Regions from separate parts of the Homo sapiens genome. Here region 1 is linked to region 2. A link is a contact called in ENCODE Hi-C or POLR2A ChIA-PET data. All regions are on one chromosome and are shown on one strand. Each heading gives the region's core, a stretch centred on a gene start or an enhancer-like site at or near the end of the contact. The rest is flanking DNA. Distances are from core to core; before and after follow the strand shown.

Region 1 (3,365 bases), core at 35-2,534, 110 kb before region 2:
TATATGATTTTTTTTCTTTTTTTTTTTTTTTTCTGAGACATGGTCTCACCCTGTCACCCAGGCTGCAGTGCAGTGGCATGATCTCCGTTCACTGCAACCTCCACCTCCCAGGCTCAAGGGATCCTCCTATCTCAGCCTCCGGAGTTGCTGGGACTACAGGCGCAGACCACCACGCCCAGCTATTTTTTGTATTTTTTTTGTTAGAGACGGGGTTTCACCATATTGCCCAGGCTCCTCTCCAACTCCTGGACTCAAGCAATCCACCTGCCTTGGCCTCCCAAAGTGCTCGGATTACACGGGTGAGCCACTGCGCCCAGCGTGTATGATTTTTAAAAAAGAATTTTTAGGGTAAAGCAGGCCTTAATTCTCATAGATTTTGCTAACTTTGTTTATATATATAGATTGAGACAGGGTCTTGCTCTGTCACCCAGGCTGGAGTGCAGTGGTGCAATCTCAGCTCACTGCAGCAGGACGAGCCTATTTCTGTCTGTGAAGTGAGTGGGGCACATGATCCCAGGCTCAAGCGATTCTCCCACCTCAGCATCTGCAGTAGATGGGACCACAGGTGTGTGCCACCACACCTGGCTAATTTTTGTATTTTTTGTGAGATTGGGTCTCACTATGTTGCCTAGGTTGGCCTCGAACTCCTGGGCTTGAGCAAGCTTCTCGCCTCGGCCTCTGAAAGTGCTGGGATTCACAGCCCTTGGCCTACTCCCTCCCCGCCCTGGCCCCTGCCTCAAGGCATAGATTCAAGTTGCCCTGAACATGCACTCTCTTCCTGCTCACTAATCAGCCCTCTTCTTGTCTGAATTTCCACCAGACCGTGAAGGGGGACCGAGTCTTGGTGGTTCACGTGGCTGACTCTCCACAAACGGCTGTAGGACAAGCATGTTTCTGTCTGTGAAGTTAGTGGGGCGCGTGCACATGGGGTCCCTGGTTCTGAAATTTGTTAGGGTGGAGGATTTTTCTGGCCTTGGTCTTTCTTCCATTCCACTTCACAATTCCACACCACCACAGAACGAAGGTCAGGACACCGTTTACCTCCTACGTGTTCTGTCCCTCCGGAGCACACTTGTGCTCGGGGAAACTGGCTGACCGGTGGCCACGGGGTGAGGCGTGAGCAGCACGGACCAGAATAGAAGGTCTAAATTTAAACTGTGACTGGAGGCTTCAGGGAGCCAGGCCGGCCAGCAGGCTCTCCAGGCGGGTAGCTCTGCCCCGCCTGCAGCCACACCCTCCTGCGCCCTCCCAGAGTGGAAACTGTTTCATTTCTGGCTGCTGAGAACTGGTTTCCTCCCAAGGAAATTATGTCTCACCGCAGTTGTGGCAGGAGCTGCCCTCTGGAATTTCCCTGCAGCGATGAAACACCTCCTGGATGAGCTGCTGTTAGATGGGACACGCCCAGAGCCTGCTAGTGCACAACCCAGAGGGAGACACACCCACACACAGATATAAACAGAAACACTGGAACCCCTCCGCAGGATGCGGCCGCGGGGACCCTCGGGAAGCCGCTGCAGCCCCGGATCTGCTCTGTCTCCTTCCTCCTGTGCTGCAGGAGGGGGTCAGCTGCTCTTCCTGAACCTGTTTGCACCTCTACAGTCTTGAGAGAGATCTTTTAAAAATCAAAATAGAACAGAACTTCAAAGGAATAATCCTAGAAAGTTGTGATTATTTCAAAGATGTTGCTTTCACTGTTCAAAATATTTTATTTTTAAACTTGTTTTAAAAAATATTCTTTTCAGGGCTGAGCACAGTGAGTCACGCCTGTAATCCCAGTACCTTGGGTGGCCGAGGCGGGAGGATCACTGGAGGCCAGGAGTTCAAGACCAGCCTGGGGAACATAGGAAGACCCCCGTCTCTACAAAAAATAAAAAAATTAGCTTGGCGTGGTGGCACGAAGCTGTAGGTGGGAGAGTCACTAAAGTCCAGAGGTCGAGGATGCAGTGAGCTGTGATTGCACCACTGCACCCCAGCCTGGGCGACAGTGAGACCCTGTCTCGAAAAACAAAAATTCCTTTCAGAACCTGTTTTTGGAACATACAAGTTGGCCTTGCCACATTTCCAGTCTATTTCATTTTTGTCTTGAGTGATCACTACACTTGGTACCAAGACACTTTGTGCTGGTTCCAAATAACGAATTTAAAAGATTCCTGCAAGAAGAATGAGAAGGCTGCCGGGCGCGGTGGCTCACGCCTGTAATCCCAGCACTTTGGGAGGCCGAGGTGGGCAGATCACGAGGTCAGGAGATCGAGACCATCCTGGTTAACACGGTGAAACCCCGTCTCTACTAAAAATACAAAAAATTAGCCGGGCGTGGTGGCGGGCGCCTGTAGTCCCAGCTACTCAGGAGGCTGAGGCAGGAGAATGCGTGAACCCGGGAGGCGGAGCTTGCAGTTAGCCATTGCATTCCAGCCTGGGCGACAGAGAGAGACTCTGTCTCACAAAAAAAAAAAAAAAAAAAAAAAAAAAAAAAAAAAAAAAAAAAAAAAAAAATTGCCGGGGCGTGGTGGTGCATGCCTGTAATCCCAGGTACTTGGGAGGTGGGAGGCTGGGTGGGGCACAAGAATCACCTGAGCCTGGGAGGCAGACGTTGCAGTGAGCTGAGATGGCGCCATTGCACTCCAGTCTGGGCAACAAGAGCGAAACTCTGTCTCGAGCAAAAAAAAAAGAATTACCCTCAAGGCCGGGCGTGGTGGCTCACACCTGTAATCCCAACACTTTGGGATTCTGAGGCGGGTGGATCACCTGAGGTCAGGAGTTCGAGACCAGCCTGACCAATATGGTGAAATCCCGTGTCTACTAAAAATACAAAAATTAGCCGGGTGTGGTGGTGGGTGCCTGTAGTCCCAGCTACTCGGGAGGCTGAGATGGGAGAATTGCTTGAACCCGGGAGGTGGTGGGTTGCAGTGAGCCGAGACCATGCCACTGCACTCCAGCCTGGGTGACAGAGTGAGACTCTGTCTCAAAAAAAAAGAGCAAATGCTGTCACTGTGGTCAAATCCACCCAATGCCCAAAGCTGGCCCCCAGAGACGGACAACCACCGTGGAAGGGCAAGCTCCACTCCCTAAATTCTCAGCCATGAGCCAGGTCCTGCTAGAGCCTTGAACAGTCCAACACTCAGACACAGAGCGCACACGAGCGCACGTGCGCTCACACACACACACACACACACACACAGAGCCAAATGGAAACTTCCCATTTCAGCCACAATCTCCAGAGGCAGCAGTGTGTCAGGTCCCCAGCCACACCTCCTGGGCTTTTGTGCACCCTACGACTGGAGGCCAGAGGCTACCCCAGACTGATCAGGTCGGGGTGGCCGCAGCCCTGGATGCCAGCCATGCCAGCTCTGCGTTAGACTCCAGGA
Region 2 (3,605 bases), core at 43-2,542:
GTGCCAGCCCCTGTGCTGAATCTTGACGCTCAGTGTCTCATGTCACCTTCACAATAGTGGCGATGGTGGTTAGCCCATTCTACAGGAAGGGGAACTGAGGCACACAGAGCTTCTGAGCTCACGGTGGCCTCTCGGGGTCCTGTGGCTTTGTAACCTCTCCTGGTGCTCCTCAGTGTGATTCTGGGGCATGGGGCTCTCCAGAGGGCGTTTGTCAAACATGAGGATTTCTGGGCCTTGCCCAGGCTAAGGAGACAAAACTCTGGGCAAAGGCCCCGGAACCAGCATTTTACTCTGTGTGATCCGTCATTTCTAGGGTCCCTAGAAGTTTCTGATGAAACAGCTTCCAGCTAAGGAGCTGATTGCAGGACTAGGGAGTGGGAGCAGGTGAGGCACTGGGATTTGCATGTGGGCAGTGTGGGGGAGCAGGAGGCTGTGGCTGGGCATTCTTAACCCTTCCCTAAATTCCCTCCATCCTTGTCTATACCCCCACCCTTGGTACAGTGATGGGGGCAGAAGAACATTTGAACGGATAAGGGGGACAGTATTTGGGGCTGAGGACAATGGTGAGGAGAGGGTGGCCCAGGGAGGCAGGTGAGGAGTGGGGAGGTCCACCCCCAGGCTAGACTTTGGTGTGCTCTTTTTCAGAAGGCAGTGGGGGGGCCCCAAGGAAGGGTTTCGAGGGGGTGATGGTCGTTGGTGGCTGTGGGAGGATGGACTGGAGGGAGAATAGGGGGCTCTTGCCCAGTCCTGCAGGGCCGAGCGCCTGGACTCAGGGACTGGAGGCCCCGAAGGGAGCAGCGGGTGAGAGGGGCTGCGGAGGCTGCAATCATGGGCCTTGGGACAGAAGAAGAGGCCTGGAGCCTGGGAGGATGAACCGCACCGGGGCATGTCGACTTCAAGGGGCTGGTGGGCCGTCCCTGTCCTTGGAGGTGGGTCTGAATGGGGGGCAGGAGGAGCTGGAGGCCGCAGGGACACCGTGACGGCGTTAAGCTAAACTCAGCACGCTGGAGGGCGGGAATCACATGTGAGCCCCAGGTCTCTCGGGCTCCTCCTCTGCGGCTCTCTGAGGCTCAGTTTTCTCATCTGTAAAACGGGTTGTTGTGAGGGTTCCGTCAGATAACGCTGCTTGTGGAGGTGTCGCCTCCACGCTGCTTGTGGAGGTGTCGCCTCCAACGGCCGCGTCCTCCGCCAGTGCGGGAGGGGGCGCCGCCCGGGCTGCGGGGACTGCACTGCCCCCTGGCGGCGTTCCCGGCCGGACAGGCGGGGCGTCGGGGCGCGGGCTGGGGCCGCTGTCAGTCAGTCCACTGGCTCCCGCGCCGCGTCTGTGTCCGTCGCTCGGAGGGTGGAAGCCGGGGTCTCGCGGGCCGCGGGCCGCATGGTAGGTGCGCAGGCGCCGGCGTGGGCTAGGGCGCGGCAGCTGGGCCGGGGCTCGGTGCGGGCAGGGTCGTCCTAGGGCGGGAAGGGTCCGAGGGCTCCGTCGGGGTGCCCCCCGTCCCCGCCACCGGGGAGCCTCGCAACTTCTCGGGTCATTTGTGTCTTCCGGCCAGGGGCGCCGGGGGGCTGCGGGCTTGCGACCCTTCCTCGAGGACCAGGGCGCCTCCCTTGAACCCGGGCTGGCGCCTGCGCGTTCCCAACTGGTTCCCGAGGCTCCCGCGCTGCTGTGCAGCGGGGGTGAGGGCGGGCGGGAGGAAGGGTGTGGGGCTCAATAGAGGAGAGGGAACCCCAGAACTGGCAGTGCCAAGGGCGTCAAATATGGAGACTGAACAGTTCAGGTGACAGAAAACAGAAAAAAGAATCAACTTGTGGATGAAGCATTTGTAGTGTGTAGCCTTGACACTCCCTCACTTGACTCTCATAGTGACTGGGTCCCCAGAGCAAGGGGGTGATCCCCGTGCCCTTCCGTATGCCAGGCAGGCCCTGTGTTAATGTCTTTAATGGATTAAACTCCCTGGATCCTCCTAATAGGGAAACAGCCTCAGAGAGGTTACCTCGCTAAAGGTCACACAGCCTGGAACTGGGGAGGCTGGATTCGAATCCAGGCAGTTGCTTCCTGAGCGCTTGCTCTTGAAGACCCTGCAATACCAGGCATTGTGCCCATTTTACAGATGCCCAAACGAGTGCCTCATCTAGCATCATTGCTTGAAAGAGGAGACACCCAAGATCTGTCATTTACTCAAAGGTTCCAATAGATCATGAAATTTAAAATCAAAACCCCACGTGTTTTTTTTTTTTTAAATGTAGATTTTTACTTTTTCGTTGTTTGCTTTTTGTTTTTTTGAGACAAGGTCTTTCTCTGTTGCCCAGGCTGGAGTCCGGTGGCACAATCTCCGCTCACTGCAACCTCTGTCTCCTGGGTTCAAACAATTCTCCCGCCTCAGCCTCCCAAGTAGCTGGAATTACAGGCGTGTGCTACCACGCCCGGCTACTTTTTGTATTGTTAGTAGAGACGGGGTTTCACCATATTGGCCAGGCTGGTCTTGAACTCCTGATCTCAAGTGATCCGCCTGCCTCGACCAAAGTGTTGGGATTACAGGTGTGAGCCACTGCACCAAGCTTATTTTTACATCTCTGACTTGTGGATGGAAGAGTTTTTTCTTTCTCAGTGGTGCCTAAAATAATGGTCATCATAGCGCTAATGTCACCTTTGGCTTGATGAGTGAGGACAGAGCCAGCATTCCCTGAATGATCTTTCTGGGCATCTCTCCCCTCTGTTCCACAGACTCCTCTCTGCCTCAATTGCTCTGTCCTCCCTGGAGACCTGTACCCAGGGGGTGCAAGGAACCCCATGGCTTGCAATGGCAGTGCGGCCAGGGGGCACTTTGACCCTGAGGACTTGAACCTGACTGACGAGGCACTGAGACTCAAGTACCTGGGGCCCCAGCAGACAGAGCTGTTCATGCCCATCTGTGCCACATACCTGCTGATCTTCGTGGTGGGCGCTGTGGGCAATGGGCTGACCTGTCTGGTCATCCTGCGCCACAAGGCCATGCGCACGCCTACCAACTACTACCTCTTCAGCCTGGCCGTGTCGGACCTGCTGGTGCTGCTGGTGGGCCTGCCCCTGGAGCTCTATGAGATGTGGCACAACTACCCCTTCCTGCTGGGCGTTGGTGGCTGCTATTTCCGCACGCTACTGTTTGAGATGGTCTGCCTGGCCTCAGTGCTCAACGTCACTGCCCTGAGCGTGGAACGCTATGTGGCCGTGGTGCACCCACTCCAGGCCAGGTCCATGGTGACGCGGGCCCATGTGCGCCGAGTGCTTGGGGCCGTCTGGGGTCTTGCCATGCTCTGCTCCCTGCCCAACACCAGCCTGCACGGCATCCGGCAGCTGCACGTGCCCTGCCGGGGCCCAGTGCCAGACTCAGCTGTTTGCATGCTGGTCCGCCCACGGGCCCTCTACAACATGGTAGTGCAGACCACCGCGCTGCTCTTCTTCTGCCTGCCCATGGCCATCATGAGCGTGCTCTACCTGCTCATTGGGCTGCGACTGCGGCGGGAGAGGCTGCTGCTCATGCAGGAGGCCAAGGGCAGGGGCTCTGCAGCAGCCAGGTCCAGATACACCTGCAGGCTCCAGCAGCACGATCGGGGCCGGAGACAAGTGACCA

Evidence for each region. Hi-C counts contacts between places; a loop is a spot of excess contacts on that map. ChIA-PET counts read pairs that join two places held with the same protein, here RNA polymerase II (POLR2A). Pooled maps may share reads with other maps.
Region 1: a loop to region 2 is called in a pooled map, with 1.8 times the contacts of the local background. The contact joins the enhancer-like site here to the promoter of NMUR1 in region 2. A Hi-C loop is called at or near these places in 7 of 50 pooled maps. POLR2A ChIA-PET finds 5 or more read pairs at or near these places in 2 of 52 experiments (GM12878 and T-cell).

Annotation. Positions count from the first base shown.
Region 1 is chr2:231,640,815-231,644,179 of GRCh38, reverse strand. No RefSeq gene overlaps it. Among named protein-coding and RNA genes, the nearest start is that of TEX44, 50 kb to the right of the region's middle. RefSeq lists enhancers at 639-778, 959-1,028, 1,069-1,128. Within about 2 kb of position 1,284, at least 32 of the 41 ENCODE cell types and tissues checked have a DNase peak (open chromatin) inside an H3K27ac peak, as active enhancers do; they include GM12878, where a contact is called at or near this core.
Region 2 is chr2:231,528,132-231,531,736 of GRCh38, reverse strand. NMUR1 (neuromedin U receptor 1) reads left to right here and starts at 1,292. Exons shown (of 3, transcript NM_006056.5): 1 at 1,292-1,378; 2 at 2,720-3,605. The coding sequence starts at 1,376. RefSeq lists enhancers at 1-340, 2,830-3,356, 3,357-3,605 and a silencer at 1,035-1,464.